Linked DNA regions of Homo sapiens: region 1 is linked to region 2. Evidence: chromatin loops called from intact Hi-C (ENCODE). Cell type or tissue: heart right ventricle. All regions are shown on one strand. Region 1 overlaps MARF1 (meiosis regulator and mRNA stability factor 1). Region 2 overlaps MPV17L-BMERB1 (MPV17L-BMERB1 readthrough).

Evidence for each region. Hi-C counts contacts between places; a loop is a spot of excess contacts. Peaks named below come from ENCODE experiments on the same cell type or tissue, not always from the same donor. Only the 100,000 strongest peaks of a DNase experiment are listed, where the experiment ranks them.
Region 1: a loop joins it to region 2, with 6 times the contacts of the local background. A loop is called at or near these places in 5 of 110 quality-filtered maps.

What each region holds. Positions count from the first base shown.
Region 1 is chr16:15,617,957-15,625,956 of GRCh38, reverse strand. It overlaps MARF1 (meiosis regulator and mRNA stability factor 1), which reads left to right. Exons shown (of 27, transcript NM_014647.4): 8 at 157-585; 9 at 784-941; 10 at 1,030-1,188; 11 at 2,834-3,023; 12 at 4,046-4,224; 13 at 5,426-5,506. Among named protein-coding and RNA genes, the nearest start is that of MIR6506, 11 kb to the right of the region's middle. In heart right ventricle, no CTCF peak of the experiment used is centred here; no DNase peak of the experiment used is centred here; H3K4me3 peaks cover 757 bases; H3K27ac peaks cover 4,077 bases.
Region 2 is chr16:15,424,414-15,432,413 of GRCh38, reverse strand. The region is part of intron 1 of MPV17L-BMERB1 (MPV17L-BMERB1 readthrough); the gene reads right to left. Among named protein-coding and RNA genes, the nearest start is that of BMERB1, 6.2 kb to the left of the region's middle. In heart right ventricle, a CTCF peak has its summit at 4,663 (motif pointing left); DNase peaks (open chromatin) are centred at 4,393 and 4,653; H3K4me3 peaks cover 376 bases; H3K27ac peaks cover 1,168 bases.

The DNA.
Region 1 (8,000 bases), 190 kb before region 2:
TCAACACTAAATAATTTACCCTCTCCCATCTAAATCACTGTCATCTTCTCTTCAAAGTTGTTAACTGAAGTTTGGAGGTCACCCATTGTTCTTATTTTGAAATTGAATGTGTGCCCTTGAATTAACCTGACGTAACACTTCTTTCCTCTGTATTAGCAGTGCCACACTCTGCTCTATGTTTATAACCTACCAGCAAATAAGGATGGCAAGAGCGTCAGCAACAGGCTCAGACGCCTGTCCGATAATTGTGGTGGGAAAGTGCTGAGTATCACAGGCTGCAGTGCAATTCTCCGCTTCATAAACCAAGATAGTGCAGAGCGCGCTCAGAAGCGAATGGAAAACGAAGATGTCTTTGGTAATAGGATCATTGTGTCATTTACTCCAAAAAATAGAGAACTCTGTGAAACAAAGAGTTCAAATGCAATTGCTGATAAAGTGAAGTCTCCCAAAAAACTTAAGAATCCAAAATTGTGCCTCATCAAAGATGCAAGTGAACAATCTTCCAGTGCCAAAGCCACGCCTGGAAAAGGGTCACAGGCAAATTCTGGATCTGCTACAAAAAATACAAATGTTAAAAGTTTACAGGTAATTTTGATACCTCTTGCTTTCTGAAGTTTATGGTAGGTTTGGTTTGTTTCTGTGTTTTACGTGCCCGCTTGCTTTTGGCGTGTCCCTTTTTGATTTCAGTGTTTGATGATACTCAAAGTCAATCGTTTTCTGTAAAGGATCTAACACATCTTGGGTACTTAAAATTTAAACCCCACTGTGCTTGTGTCTTTGAAGGAGCTGTGCCGCATGGAGTCAAAAACTGGTCATAGAAACAGTGAGCACCAGCAAGGTCACCTGAGGCTGGTCGTACCCACTCACGGTAACTCAAGTGCTGCAGTGTCGACGCCGAAAAACTCGGGGGTGGCAGAACCCGTTTACAAAACCAGTCAGAAGTATGTGAAACTACTCTTTCTCATAGCTGCTTCTTGAATGTGAAGGAAGACATATGACCTTTTGCCTTCAATTTTCCCCTTCTGTTAGAAAGGAGAACCTCAGTGCCCGAAGTGTTACCAGTTCTCCTGTAGAGAAAAAAGATAAAGAGGAGACTGTATTCCAAGTGAGTTACCCGTCTGCTTTTAGCAAGTTAGTTGCATCCAGGCAAGTCAGTCCTCTGCTCGCATCTCAGTCTTGGTCTTCTAGGTGAGTCCAGCTTCTTGACCCATGGGGGTGGTTACATGTAATAGGAAGGATTATGAAATAGTATGTTTGTTGAAAAGAATTCAGATAGTACTGAAATGCACAAAGTAAGTCTCCCATCACTCTTCTGCCAGTCCCCCTCTCCTCAGGTAATCATCGTTAACATTTAGGGGCAATGCTTTCACCATTTCTTCTTCCTCCATCTGGAAATTGTGGTAAGCAGAGGTCAGAAAGAGAAGCCTGTTGGAGAGTCCCTGGCCAGTGCAGGGGGGCATGTAAAGATGTCCCTATGTTCGCTGTGTTGAGGAAAAAGCCCAAACGAGCCGTGCATTGGTGGTTCTGATTCATATGGTTCTGTATAGGAAGCTATTTGGAAGTAAAGTTTTCTGTAAACCATGGTAATTATTTATCACTGTCTCTCACACCAAGGAATTCTTGATGCTTGGGAGACAGAGAAGCCGTAAGGCCGTGTTGCATTCCCATGAGCTCCTTTTAGCATTGTGTTTGTTCTGCTGAGTTGGTGGCAGATCACTGTAGAAAGTGACTATGGATCAGCCGGGCGTGGTGGCTCACGCCTGTAATCCCAGCACTTTGGGAGGCCGAGGCGGGAGGATCATGAGGTTAGGAGATCAAGACCATCCTGGCTAACCGGCTAACACGGTGAAACCCCATCTCTACTAAAAATACAAAAAATTAGCCGGGCGTGGTAGTGAGTGCCTGCAGTCCCAGTTACTTGGGAGGCTGAGGCAGGAGAATGGCATGAACCTGGGAGGTGGAGGTTGCAGTGAGCTCAGATCGCATGACTGCACTCCAGCCTGGGTGACAGAGCGAGACTCCGTCTCAAAAAAAAAAAAAAAAAAAGAGAAAGTGACTATGGATCTATAAAATTACATCTAAAAAGCCACATAAAAGTTTTCCTTATGTGCAGAAAGAACTGTAACATGTAGGCAAGAACGTTTAACTCTTTCAGAGACACAGAGGAGGTTAGACGCCTTAAATTGGTATCACAGGCTGATTTCCTAAGGATAATGCACAAAGCAGAAGGTTAATTCATCAGGACTGCCTCTAATTCCTGCCTTTAGCTTTAACCCAAAGGAAGAATATATATTAATTGGTTGGCGGTAATTAGGGGTCAGTAGATAGTACTTTTGACAATGTCTGAAATCAATGTGTATTTAAGATTAAAAACACAGCTGGGCACAGTGGCTCACGCCTGTAATCCCAGCCCTTTGGGAGGCTGAGGCAGGTGGATCACTTGAGGTCAGGAGTTTAAGACCAGCCTGGCCAACATGGTAAAACCCCATCTCTACCAAAAATAAAAAAAATTAGCTGGGTGTAGTGGTGCATGCCTGTAGTCCCAGCTACTGGGGAGGCTGAGACAGGAGAATTGCTTGAATCCAGGAGGTGGAGGTTGCAGTAAGCCGAGATCGTGCCATTGCACTCCAGCCTGGGTGACAGAGCGAGACTCTGTCTCAAAAAAAAAAAAAAAAAAAAAAAGATTAAAAACACATTTGAAAACCAAATGTTTGGTTTGGTTGTGTTGTGGAAAATCTGCTTCTGTATATAGTTTCAAACAAAGCCTAAATGATAAAATCTAAATATACAGAACAGTTTTTTAAAATAATGTCAATATGTGTGTTTTAAGCAGGAGTATGTCTCCAAACCTTTTAAACAGAGCATCCCCGCTTGCTTTCAACATTGCAAATTCGAGCAGCGAAGCCGACTGCCCAGACCCATTTGCAAATGGTGCTGATGTCCAAGTCAGCAACATAGACTACAGATTATCCCGGAAGGAGCTGCAGCAGCTCCTGCAGGAAGCATTTGCCAGGCATGGCAAGGTAACTTTTTCCCTCTTGTGCTTGCTTTGTTATACTCTCTGATGGAGTCTCTAGTCAAGAGGACCTAATTTGATATACATAACCACAGCCGGGATAGAAGTGTGACTGAACAAGTTTGAACTCCTTCCTTTTCCCTTTGGTCTGCTCAGGGTGGTGCTATAAATCCAGTTTTTACAATGTTAGCCCCAGAGAGCAAGACGCCTAGCAGTGAAAAGCTCTTGTCTTAGGCAGAAATTGAAATGGCAATTTGTGGCCAGGCATGGCGGCTCATGCCTGTAATTCCAGCACTTTGGGAGGCCAAGGCGGCCAGATCACCTGAGGTCAGGAGTTTGAGACCAGCCTGGCGAGTGAAACCCCGTCTCTACTAAAAAAAAATTAGCCGGGCGTGGTGGTGCACGCCTGTAGTCCCAGCTCCTTAGGAGGCTAAGGCAGGAGAATTGCTTAAACACGGGAGGCAGAGGTTGCAGTAAGCTGAGATGACGCCACTGCTCTCTGGCCTGGGAGACAGAGTGAGACTCCATCTCAGAAAGAAAAAAAAAAAAAGGCAATTTGATAAGTAAAACATTGATGGATTTCAGTTAGCTCTTCCTGCTGAAATACAGGTAGGATTCTAAAATAATGTTGGCTGGTCTTGTTTATGCCTTATTATATTTGACTCATTTTTTAGGTGCAATTTTGCTAAAAATGCACCTTTTTAGTAGATTCTTAAAAATGGCCATGTCCTGGGTTTTGTAGAGTCTAGAAAAGACCCCAAACACTCTTCCCATGTGTTGGCCTCTGAGCCTGCCTTGGAAACCTGTGTGTGCCAGAGCACACAGGCAGGCCGGGCCAGTGTCACATCTCTAAAGGTCACCCTATCCTCACTTTCTTACGTCCTGGTCAGCAGAAGAGCAGAGTTCAGACATACTCCTTCATGGAAGCGCTGCAGTCGACAAATGTGTTCCTTCATGGTTCACCTTCAGTTTTAAGACGACAGGGTTCTGGGCGGACATAGCGTTTAGTTTTCGCTTTTCCTGTTGTAGGTGAAGAGTGTTGAGCTCAGCCCCCATACAGATTATCAACTCAAGGCTGTTGTGCAAATGGAAAACTTACAAGATGCGATCGGTGCAGTGAATAGCCTCCACAGATACAAAATTGGCAGCAAAAAGATCCTGGTCTCACTTGCCACCGGGGCTGCCAGCAAATCACTCTCTTTACTGAGGTAAGAAACAAGCAAGCTGTTTATTTCAGGAAATAACATTTGACCCAGAAACAATTTTAGAAATAATAAAAATAGATTCAATCACATTCCCACCCCCTTGTGATGATTGCATGTGGAATAATGCTTATTCTAGATTGATACAGTTAGAAACAAGCCATTTGACTCTTGTCTAAGTCATTAATCAAAGCTGGAATACAGCTTAAACTTGACAGGCACTTGGGAGTAAAATAATACGCAACATGTTCAAATAGGTTCTAAAAATAGTAGACCCCTACAATAAAAGTTTATAAGCCTGAAAAGTCTAAAATATTACCTTGAGATCTTAGGTAGAAGGTAGATTTGTGTGTAAAGACTAGATCTACAAATCTTCAAGCTCTCCATTTGCAGATATATCCTTAGTGTCAAATAGATACTCAGCCCCATAAGTCTACCTTAAGACTATCTCAGTCTCAAGCGTCTGGTGATGGTTTTATTCATAGTAAAATGTGATACTTCTTTGGGTCTCCCTGTTTCGGGGAGACTGGCAAAACAGGACCCACTCCTGAGTGTTTCCTTGGATGATCAGAGATCTTTTTTCTAACTTGTACTTCACTATTACTTAAATTACGAGTTACGGGTTTTTTTTTTGTTGTTGTTCTCAGAATAAAAATGATGCTTATTGAAGAAAATTTGGAAAGTTTAGAAACATAAAAGAAGCAGGGGAAAAAAAACCATCCACAGGCCTATGGCCCAAAGCCAATTGCACTTAACAGTTTGGCATCTTCTTTTAGTTTTGTTTGGATTTTTTCCCTTTGAGCGTTTTTTGGTGCCTCTGGTTTTTTAAAACTGTAGTTGAGATTATGTTGTATTCAGTTGTGTATCCTTATCTATGGGAACGCCAATCACATATATCTAACAAACTGCAGTGTGGCAGGAGATATTTAAGCTCTTCTCCCTTTTGCTCTGAATTCATCATGCTTTTCTGCTCCACTGGTGTGGAAAACCCTATGATTGATACTAATTCTACTGTGTAACGTAATCTTCTTTCATTGCCTTGTCCCTAAAATCCTTTCTTTAAATTTTTCTGGAAAATACATTCTGACATACCAGAAATCCGTAAATTTATTTTGCATATGCACTGGGTTAATTTTATGAACTCTGTTTATATAACTTGTAATATGGAGGAAATGGTCTGTTCCCTAATCAAACTTCTGTTTTACAGTGCAGAAACAATGTCTGTTCTTCAGGATGCCCCTGCCTGTTGCCTGCCTCTGTTTAAATTTACAGATATCTATGAAAAAAAGTAAGTTAGGTATATTTTTTCTTTATCCAGTCAGTACTGATTGGTGGCTTACATGCACAAAACCATGGTAATGACTCTTGAGGAACTTCAGCCTGGTAGAGGAGAGGAGACAGAGACACTGGCATTCAGATTTACATGTCAATGAATGTTTAGCAGACAGTTTTAAAACGTCTTTTATTTTTAACAAAGTTAGACCTTTGGTCCTCAGTGTTGTGCTTATTTTTCCCCTAATTGACTAGCTTTAGTTTGTTTTTTTTGTTTGTTTGTTTGTTTTTTAATTTTTTTGGAGACAGAGTCTCGCTCTGTTGCCGAGGCTAGAGTGCAGTGGCACAATCTCAACTCACTGCAACCTCTGCCTCACAAGTTCAGGTGATTCTCATGCCTCAGCCTCCCGAGTAGCTGGGACTACAGGCATGTGCCACCAAGCCTTGCTAAGTTTTCGTATTTTTAGTAGAGACAGGGTTTCGCCATATTAGCCAGGCTGGTCTTAAACTCCTGACCTCAAGTGATCTGCCCACTTTAGCCTCCCAAAGTGCTAGGATTACAGGTGTGAGCCACTGCGCCTGGCCAAGTTTTAGTATTTATTGGATGAACATTTTTAAGCACTAGACTATAAGCTCCAGGACAGCAGGGACTAGCTCTGCCATAATACTGTATCCTAAGCACCCAGCCCATAGTAGATGCTTAGCAGGGACTAGTGAGTACAAGACCAAGGCACTGCAGAGAAGGCAGAACTGGGCAAGACTTAGGTCTTGTCCTTGAGGAGCTTATGTCTAGCGGGAAGAGAAAATGCTCGTGAATCCTTATGGACAGTGAAGAAAACTGATTGGAAAGGAGGAGAAAAAGCTTTGAGAACACAGAGGAAGGGAAGAACAAGGAACTTGGCCATTATCCCACAGGTAATAGGGAGCCACTGAAGTGCTGGAGGAAGGAGGGGAGGGGAAAGGTGTGGTGATGGGAATCATGCTGCAGGAAGACTCTTCTCGTAGCAGTGGTGTCTGAGAGGGCAGGAACAGGGGAGAGAAGGAGGCAGAGAGGGAAAGTAGCTACATCAGTCCAAATTCAGAGCAGATACTGTTGGGACAGAACTCGATGTTACAGAAATGTCAAAATGTCAAATGTCATTGAAACTAGAGTGGGTAACTAATTTTTTTTATTAAAAACAATTTTTATTGAGCCAGGGTCTCACTCTGTCACCCAGGGTGTAGTGCAGGGGCACGACCCTAGGTCATTGCAGCCTCAGACTCCTGGACTCAGATGATCCTCCCATCTCAGCCTTTTGAGTAGCTGGGACCACAGGCATCCGCCATCCTGCCCAGTTAATATTTTTTAATTTTTGTAATGAGGGGGTTTTGCTATGTTGCCCAGGGTGGTCTTGAACTCCTGGCTTCAAGTGATTCTCCCTCCTAGGCCTCCCAAAGTGCTGGAATTACAGGCACGGGCCACCACGTCCAGCCAGAGTAACTAGTTTTATGTAGCAAGCAAGGTAAAAGGGAGAGGTCATTTTGATTCTGAGTGTTTTGCCTTGCATGACTGGGATGATGGTTGCACAGTTAAACTGGAAATAGGGAAATAAAGCATGGCAAGGAGGTACAGCAAGTTTTTGGTCTTGGTTTTGGACATTCAGGTTTTAGGGGCCATTGGAGTAGCTGGGTGGAGAGGTCACATAGTCTTCTGCACATTGAGGGACTTCTTTGGGAGAGAAGTAGGCTCTGGAGATAGGGCAGTCATTTGCCTTTAAGACGATTGGGACAGACTAGAGAGCAGATAAGGTTGGGAGGGGGAAGGAGAAATAGAGGGCAGGAATGGATGGAATGCCACCAGGGCCAGGGATGTGGGCGAGCACCCAGGATGTGTGCCAAGAGAGCACATCAGGAATGGGGGGATCCAAGGCCATGAGGAAATGCATGAGGTGTGGGGATGAGGCAGAGGCCGCTGATAACTTTTGAGTCATCACTACAGAGTCCTGTGGCTAAAATCCAGTAGGGAAGGGGCTGAGAGACTCGGGGGTAACACAGCAGAAGCAGCTCCTGAGCAGCTGGATGTTTCCATTACAGGGACAGGGTAGAGTACGAGACTGAGAATGAGAGTACAAGGGAGAGTGTGTCTCTCCGGGAGGTGGAAGAGGACCAGGGGCTGGTTTGGTAGATGGGAATCTGAGCATATGTAGGACACTGGGAAGAAAACACTGGTCAGACAGTGAGAAGACCAGGGAACACTTACTGAGCACTTACTATGAGCCAAGTTCTGTCCAGGCCTAACCACACTTAATCCTCACATTGACCCTGTGAGATAGGCGCTATCATCACCCCATTTTACAGATGGAAAAAGTGAGGCCCCGATTGGTCGTGGAACTTGACTAAGGTCACACAGGTTGAAGTGGAGTCAGGATGTGAACTCAAATCTGCCAGCCTCCAGGGCCAGTGCCTTTAAGTTCCAAGTAAGAAAGATACAGGTCAGGAGGAGAACTGGGGAGTCCAGTGTCAGAGGGTGT
Region 2 (8,000 bases):
GTAATCCCAGCACTTTGGGAGGCTGAGGCGGGCGGTTAGTCTGAGGTCAGGAGTTCGAGACCAGCCTGGCCAACATGCTGAAACCCCGTCTCTACTAAAAATACAAAAAAAAAAAAAAAAAAAAAAATTAGCCGGGCCTGGTGGCGCACACCTGTAATTCCAGCTACTCAGGAGGTTGAGGCAGGAGAATCACTTGAACCCGTGGGACGGAGGTTGCAGTGAACTGAGATCATGACACTGCACTCCAGCCTCAGTGACAGTGAGACGCTGTCTCAAAAAAAAAAAAAAAAAACAATAAACATTACATTCAGGATAGTAATTACTTTAGGAGGCTGGGAAAGGGTAAGTAGTTAGTTTCAGCTATATCTAAAATTTATATATTTTTAAACTATTTACAGTATTTTGAAAATTTTTAAATCTACAGAAAAGTTGCAAGTTTAGTACAATAAGAAAAATACAGACCTTGGCCAGGTGCGGTGGCTCATGCCTATAATCCCAGCACTTTGGGAGGCTAAGGTGGGAGGAATCCTTGAGCTCAGGAGTTCGAGACCAGCCTGGGCAGCAAAGCAGTTTTCCATCTCTACAAAAATTAAAACATTAACCAGGTGTGGTGGCACACACCTATAATTCCAGATACTCAGGAGGCTGAGGTAGGAGGACTGCTTGGGCCTGGGAGGTCGAGGCTACAGTGAGGCAAGACCACACCACTCTACTCCAACCTAGATGACAGAGTGAGACCCTGTCTCCAAAATACACACACACACACATATATATATATAGTTTGTGTGTGTATATATACAGTATGTGTATATATACGTTATTTTATATAATATGTATGTTATTTTCTTGTATATGTGTGTGTATATATACAATATATATATATATACACACGCACACACATCCCTTACTAGATTCACTAATGAATATTTAAATTTATATTTCTTAAAAGAGATCTGAAGCATATATGTTAAAATCTGTTGGAGATGGCTGGTGGGCACTACACCCTTACCAGAATGACTAAAATTAAAAAGACTGACAATACCAAATGTTAGTCCAGATGCTAGTAAATAAATGAGTTAGCAGTTAGTAAGAATGTAACTACAATTTATTGCTGTTCGGAGTATAAAATGGTACTACCACTTTAGAAAATGAGAGATAATGGCTGGGCGTGGTGACTCACGCCTGTAATCCTAGCACTTTAGGAGGCTGAGGTGGGCGGATCACCTGAGGTCAGGGGTTCAAGACCAGCCCAACATGGCAAAACCTCGTCTGTGCTAAAAAAATTCAAAAATTAGCCAGGCGTGATGGCACATGCCCGTAATCCCAGCTACTCAGGAGACTGAGGCAGGAGAATCGCTTGAACCCGGGAGGCAGAGATTGCAGTGAACTGAGATTGCGCCACTGCATTCCAGCGTGGGCGACAGAGTGAGACTGTCTCAAAATAAAAAAGAAAGAAATAAAAAAAGACTGGCAATACCCTCTAAAGCTACAAATACATATATATTTTTCTGTCTGGCAGCAATTCTATTCCTGGATATATCCCTAAGAGAAATACATACTTGTGTCCACCAATGTTAAGAGCTTTACTCATAATGACAAGAAATGAAAACAACTCAAATGTCTATCAACAATAGAATGGACAAAAATTATGCTATATTCATACAACTGAATCTGCACAGCAACGAAAAAGACCAAACTACTGGCCAGGCACAATGGCTCACACCTGTAATCCTAGCACTTGAGGAGGCTGAGGTGGGCAAATCGCTTGAGCCCAGGAGTTCGAGACCAGCCTGGGCAACATGGCAAAATCCCTTCTCTACAAAAAATACAAAAATTAGCCAGGCATGGGTGGTGTGTGCCTGTAGTCTTAGCTACTCAGGAGGCTGAGGCAGGAGGATCACTTGAGCGTGGGAGGTTCAGGCTGCAGTGAGCCGTGATCATGCCACTGCACTCCAGCCTGGGCCACAGAGTGAAACCCTGTCTCACAAAAAAAAAAAAAAAAAAACAAACAAATTACTACCAACAAAATGGATGAATCTTACAGACATAATATATAAATAAAAGGGTGTGTATCCCTTAAAAGACGGTTGGTGCATTTAGGGATCTTTGTCATGTAATTATCTCTACATTAAAATATTTTATAATTTAAAAAAGAAAAAATACATCTATTGGATCTAAAAATTCAACTCATGGAAATCTACCCGAAGGAATATCTGAATTACTAAAAATACATTCACACAATATATTTTTTTTACAATTTATGTAAACTGTAGAAAAAATTAGAAAAGGGTCAGTATCTTACAAAAGGGAAATGGCTAAACTTATGGTATGCCTGCAATGTAACACTGTACACTTATTTAAAATGATGTTTACAAAGAAATGTAATAGGGAAATGTCATAGGGAAAACATAGCACAATTTAATCAAAATATCAGGAAAAGTAGAATACAAATTGTAATATAAAGTGTGAGCTGTCATTCTGGATCTTTTGGCTAAGATCAAGTGCACACTGTAATCTCAATCATATTTTATAGAATGATAATGGTAGAAATTTAAAAATACTGTGATTCCTTTTTTTTTTTTTTTTTGAGACAGAGTCTCGCTCTGTCACCCAGGCTAGCGTGCTGTGGTGGGATGTCGGCTCACTGCTCACCTCCCGGGCTCAAGCAGTCCTCCCGCCCAGGCCTCCTTAGTAGCTGGGACTACGGGTATGCACCACCTTGCCCAACTAATTTTTGTATTTTTAGCGGAGATGTAGTTTTTGCCATGTTGCCCAGGTGGGTCTTGACCTCCTGGCCTCAGGTGATTCTCTTGCCTCTGCCTCCCAAAGAGCTGGGATTACAGGCATGGGCTACCACACCCGGCTACTGTGATTCCAATTTTACCTGTTTACGTATATACAAACATGTATACACATCCAGGGTGAAAAAACACTAAAATGTCATACACCAAAATATTGATAGTGACTACCTATGTATGTCATGATAATAAATGTTTTGTTTGTATTCTCCAATGTTTCTACAAAGTATACGTATTACTTTTATTTATTTGAGATAGTCTCACTCTGTTGCCCACCCTAGAGTACAGTGGCACGATCTTGATCTCGGCTTATTGTAACCTCCACCTGCCAGGTTCAAGCAATCCTCCCACTTCAGCCTCCTAAGTAGGTGGGAGTGTAGGTGCCCACCACCACACCCAGCTAATGTTTGCATTTTTAGTAGAGATGAGGTTTCACCATGTTGGCCAGGCTCGTCTCAAACTCTTGACCTCAAGTGATCTGCCCACCTTGGCCTCCCAAAGTGCTGGGATTACAGGCATGAGCCACCAAGCCCGGCCTGTATTACTTTTATAATCAGAAAAGAAATCAGGCTAGGTGCAGTGGCTCACACCTGTAATCCCAGCACTTTGGGAGGCCGAGGCAGGAGGATTGCCTGAGGCCAGGAGTTCAAGACCAGCCTGAGGAATACAGCAAGACCCTGTCTCTACCAAAAAAAAAAAAAAAAAATTAGCCAGCTGTTGTGGCATACACCTATAGTCCCAGCTACTCGGGAGGTTGAGGTGAGAGGATTGCTTGAGCCCAGGAGGTTGAGACTGCAGTGAGTGAGCTATGATCGTGCCACTGCACTCCTGCCTGGGCTACAGAGTGAGTCTCTGTCTCTAAAATATAAATAAATAATGGTGGTTTGTTTTTTTTTTGAGACAGAGTCTTGCTCTGTCGCCTAGGCTGGAGTGCAGTGGTGCTATATTGGCTCACTGCAAGCTCTGCCTCTCGGGTTCACACCATTCTCCTGCCTCAGCCTCCCGAGTAGCTGGGTCTACGGGCACCCGCCACCACGCCCGGCTAATTTTTTGCATTTTTAGTAGAGACGGGGTTTCACCGTGTTAGCCAGGATGGTCTTGATCTCCTGACCTCATGATCCGCCCACCTCAGCCTCCCAAAGTGCTGGGATTACAGGCGTGAGCCACCACGCCCAGCAATAAATAATGGTTTTAAGGTATGAAAAATAAAATGACTAGCAGTAAATACAAGAGAATATTAACAATGGTTGTTTCTAGAGTTGAAATTTGGGAAAGATTTTTTTTTAATTTTATGAATTTTCCAACCATCTATATTGAGCCCATATTGTTTTAGAATTCAAAAACGAATACATTTCATTTCTAAAAGTGTGTAATACAATTCCACAATCCTAGAGGACAAACTATCCCTGCCACCACAGTCCCCAGAACCCTGTCTGTTTGCATTAGCATAGGGTGATAATGCTTCAAGTTCAGTAACTGGCTGAAGTCACCATCTGCATGGAAGTATTAAGCAGCAACACCCCCCCACACCCTCCCCTTCACCCCCTCACCCCCCCGCCACCGCCCCCGAGCCCTGGCTGCTTGTCCTGGCTCAGTGCCTCGGCTTTGCTGGGAATGCCAAGGACTTGGAGGGATCCTGGGTGATTATAAAGAGCCAAGGCAGCAGGGGCCAGTGCAAGACACTTTTATAACTGTCATTTTGCTTGATTGAAAGGAAAAATAATGCAATCTCATCCTGGTAATTTGATACTTCATCCAGCATGTTGAGAATTTCAAACGTCCATGACACTGAGCTTATGAGAATCGCATGGTTTTCAAAAATGCGGGCCGTGAAATCCAGAGGATCTGAGTTTGAGCCCTGACTCTGCCACCTGCTGGCTGTGTGACTCTGTGTGTTGTGTCCCTTAATTTCTTTAATCTTCACTTTCTTTCAAATGCTAATGACATTATTATCTATTCTGAGGACTATTATTATTATTATTATTTTGATGTGGAGTCTCACTCTGTTGCCCAGGCTGGAGTGTAGTGGTGAGGACTATTATTATTATTATTATTATTATTCTTTTGACATGGAGTCTCACTCTGTTGCCCAGGCTGGAGTGTAGTGGTGAGGACTATTCTTCTTCTTCTTTTGACATGGAGTCTCACTCTGTTGCCCAGGCTGGAGTGTAGTAGTGTGATCTTGGCTCACTGCAACCTCCACCTCCCAGGTTCAAGTGATTCTCCTGTCTCAGCCTCCTGAGTAGCTGGGATTATAGGCGCACATCACCAGGCCCGGCTAATTTTTGTATTTTTAGTAGAGACGAGGTTTCACCATTTTGGCCAGGCTGGTCTGGAACTCCTGACCTCAGGTGATCCGCCTGACTAGGCCTCCCAAAGTGTTGGGATTATAGGCATGAACCACCACACCCAGCCCCAGAGGACTATTATGATTAAATGAGATAAAGTATGGCAGCCCATAGGAGGTCCTCAGTACAAGTTAGTATCATCATCATGATCATCATCCTTCTTGGGTTGAAGCAACGTGTTAGCTGATATTTTGAGTGCTGACTCTTTGAGAATTTACCAAATGAAGTCTCCAAATCAAAACCAAAAACCTATTAAAATGACATTGACCTGTAATCCTAATGTGTCTGGAATGTATTCCTTCTGGTGGGTTCTTGGTCTCTCTGACTTAAAGAATGAAGCTGTGGACCCTCGCAGTGAGTGTTACAGTTCTTAAAGATGGTGTGTCCGGACTTTGTTTCTTCAGATGTTCAGATGTGTCTGGAGTTTTTTCCTTCCGGTGGGTTCACGGTCTCGCTGACTTCAGGAGTGAAGCCGCAGACCCTCGCAGTGAGTGTTATTGCTCACAAAGGTGGTGCAGACCCAAAGACTGAGCAGCAGCAAGATTTATTGTGAAGAGCGAAAGAACAAAGCGTCCGCAGCGTTGAAGGGGACCCAAGCAGGTTGCCACTGCTGGTTGGAGGTGGCCAGCTTTTATTCCCTTATTTGTCCCTGCCCATGTCCTGCTGATTGGTGCGTTTTTACAGAGTGCAGATTGGTGCGTTTACAAACCTTTAGCTAGACACAGAGCGCTGACTGGTGAGTTTTTACAGAGTGCAGATTGGTGCGTTTACAAACCTTTAGCTAGACAGAAAAGTTCTCCAAGTCCCCACTCCATACAGGAAATGCAGCGGGCTTCACCTCTCACTAACACTTTGGGAGATTGAGGCAAAAGGATTGCTTGAGCCCAGGAGTTCAAGACCAGCTTGGGCAACATAGGGAGATCCCATCTATACAAGTGATAATTAAAAAATTAGCCGGGAGTGGTGGCATGTGCCTGTGGTCCCAGCAGCTCAGGGGGCTGGGGTGGGAGGCTTACTTGAACCCAGGAGGTTGAGGCTGCAGTGAGCTATGACTGGATCACTGCCCTCCAGCCTGAGTGGCAGTGAAATCCTGTCTCAAACAAAACAAAACAAAACAAAACAAAACAAAACAAAACACCACACCATTAAAATGACATTGAGTAGAAAAATTAGATCTCTCATACCATGAATATACAATGTTGCAACCTCTTTGGAAGATGGTCTGGCAGTTCCTCCCGGGAGGTGGAGGTTGCAGTGAGCTGAGATCGCACCGCTGAACTCCAGCCTGGGCAACAGAGCGAGACTGTCTCCAGAAAAAAAATAGAAAATATCCGCAATCTTGGGGAAAAAAAATCGTAAAAGATATAAATGGGTTTGGAAGGTAGAACAGAGTTCCAGAAAGCATAGTATGTATTCCTCTTAAAGGAGGCTTGAGAGAGAGAAAAGAAGTTGAGGAAATATTTGCTCTCAAGACTTAGGACCTGAAATCCCCTATCTGTTATAGAGCTGGGAGCTGCTGCTTCTCCATGAAGTGCTTGAGGAGTGGGATCAGGTGTGTGAGTTTTGCAGGGGCATGAAGCTTTTACCATAGGAGCTTAGAGCACATGCTATTTGAGAATGGGTAGGGTATCTGAGAAAAATCCCTGGGTTGCATGCGTATTCTCCCTCTATTATAGAATTGTCTGAGTTTTTTTGTGGTTTTCTTTTCTCTTTTTGATGGAGTCTCAATCTGTCCCCCAGGCTGGAGTGCAATGGCGCGATCTCGGCTCAGTGCAACCTCCGCCTCCCAGGTTCAAACGATTCTCCTGCCTCAGCCTCCCAAGTAGCTGGGATTACAGGCATGAACCACCACGCCTGTCCCAAGTAGCTGGGATTACAGGCATGAACCACCACGCCTGGCTAATTTTTCGTATTATTGGTAGAGATAGGGTTTCACCTTTTGGCCAGGCTGGTCTTGAATTCCCAACCTCAGCCCAATCTGCTCACCTCAGCCTCCTAAAATACTGGGATTACAGGCAGCATTGACTGTTTTTTGTTTGAGAGGGAGTCTCGCTTTCTCGCTTTGTCGCCAGGTCAGAGTGTAGTGGCGTTATCTCGGCTCACTGGAATCTCCGCCTCCCAGATTCAAGCGATTGTTCTGCCTCAGCCTCCCCAGTAGTTGGGATTACAGGCATGCACCACCATGCCCAGCTAATTTTTGTATTTTTAGTAGAGACGGGGTTTCACTAAGTTAGCCAGGATAGTCTCGATCTCTTGACTTTGTGATCCGCCTGCCTCGGCCTCCCAAAGTGCTGGGATAACAGGCGTGAGCCACTGCGCCCAGCCCGCATTGTCTGTTTTTTTAAAGCTGATGTTTATTGCGTGGTTACTATGTGCTGGGCACTGTACCAGATTTATCCTTCTTCATTCTATGCTGTAGTATCCTGTGAGACAGGGGCTGTAGCTCAGAGAGTTTGGGTAAGTAAATTACTTGCTAACACATGGCAGAACCAGCATTCAAACTCAGCCAGCCAGTCTCAAAGCCTAAACACTTCGCCACATCCCACATCACCTCTCAAAGGTGTTTCAAGAAACCACCATGGCAGTGCCCATGAAGAGGGATTTATAACCTCAACCTGATCATATTCAAAGTCAGATTCACTATATCAGCCCCCATACCTGCTCCATCCGAGTTGGAAATCTCAGTATATCCTTGGTACCTTATTCTGCAACATCCCAACACTCTCTGCCACAGTCAGTCAACAAATCCTATTGACTCTATTTTGGAAATAGCTCCCAAATCTGATTCTCCTCCTCCTTCCTACTGCCTAAGTTAGCTCAATTTTGCATCATCTCTGACCTACACTGTGGCAAA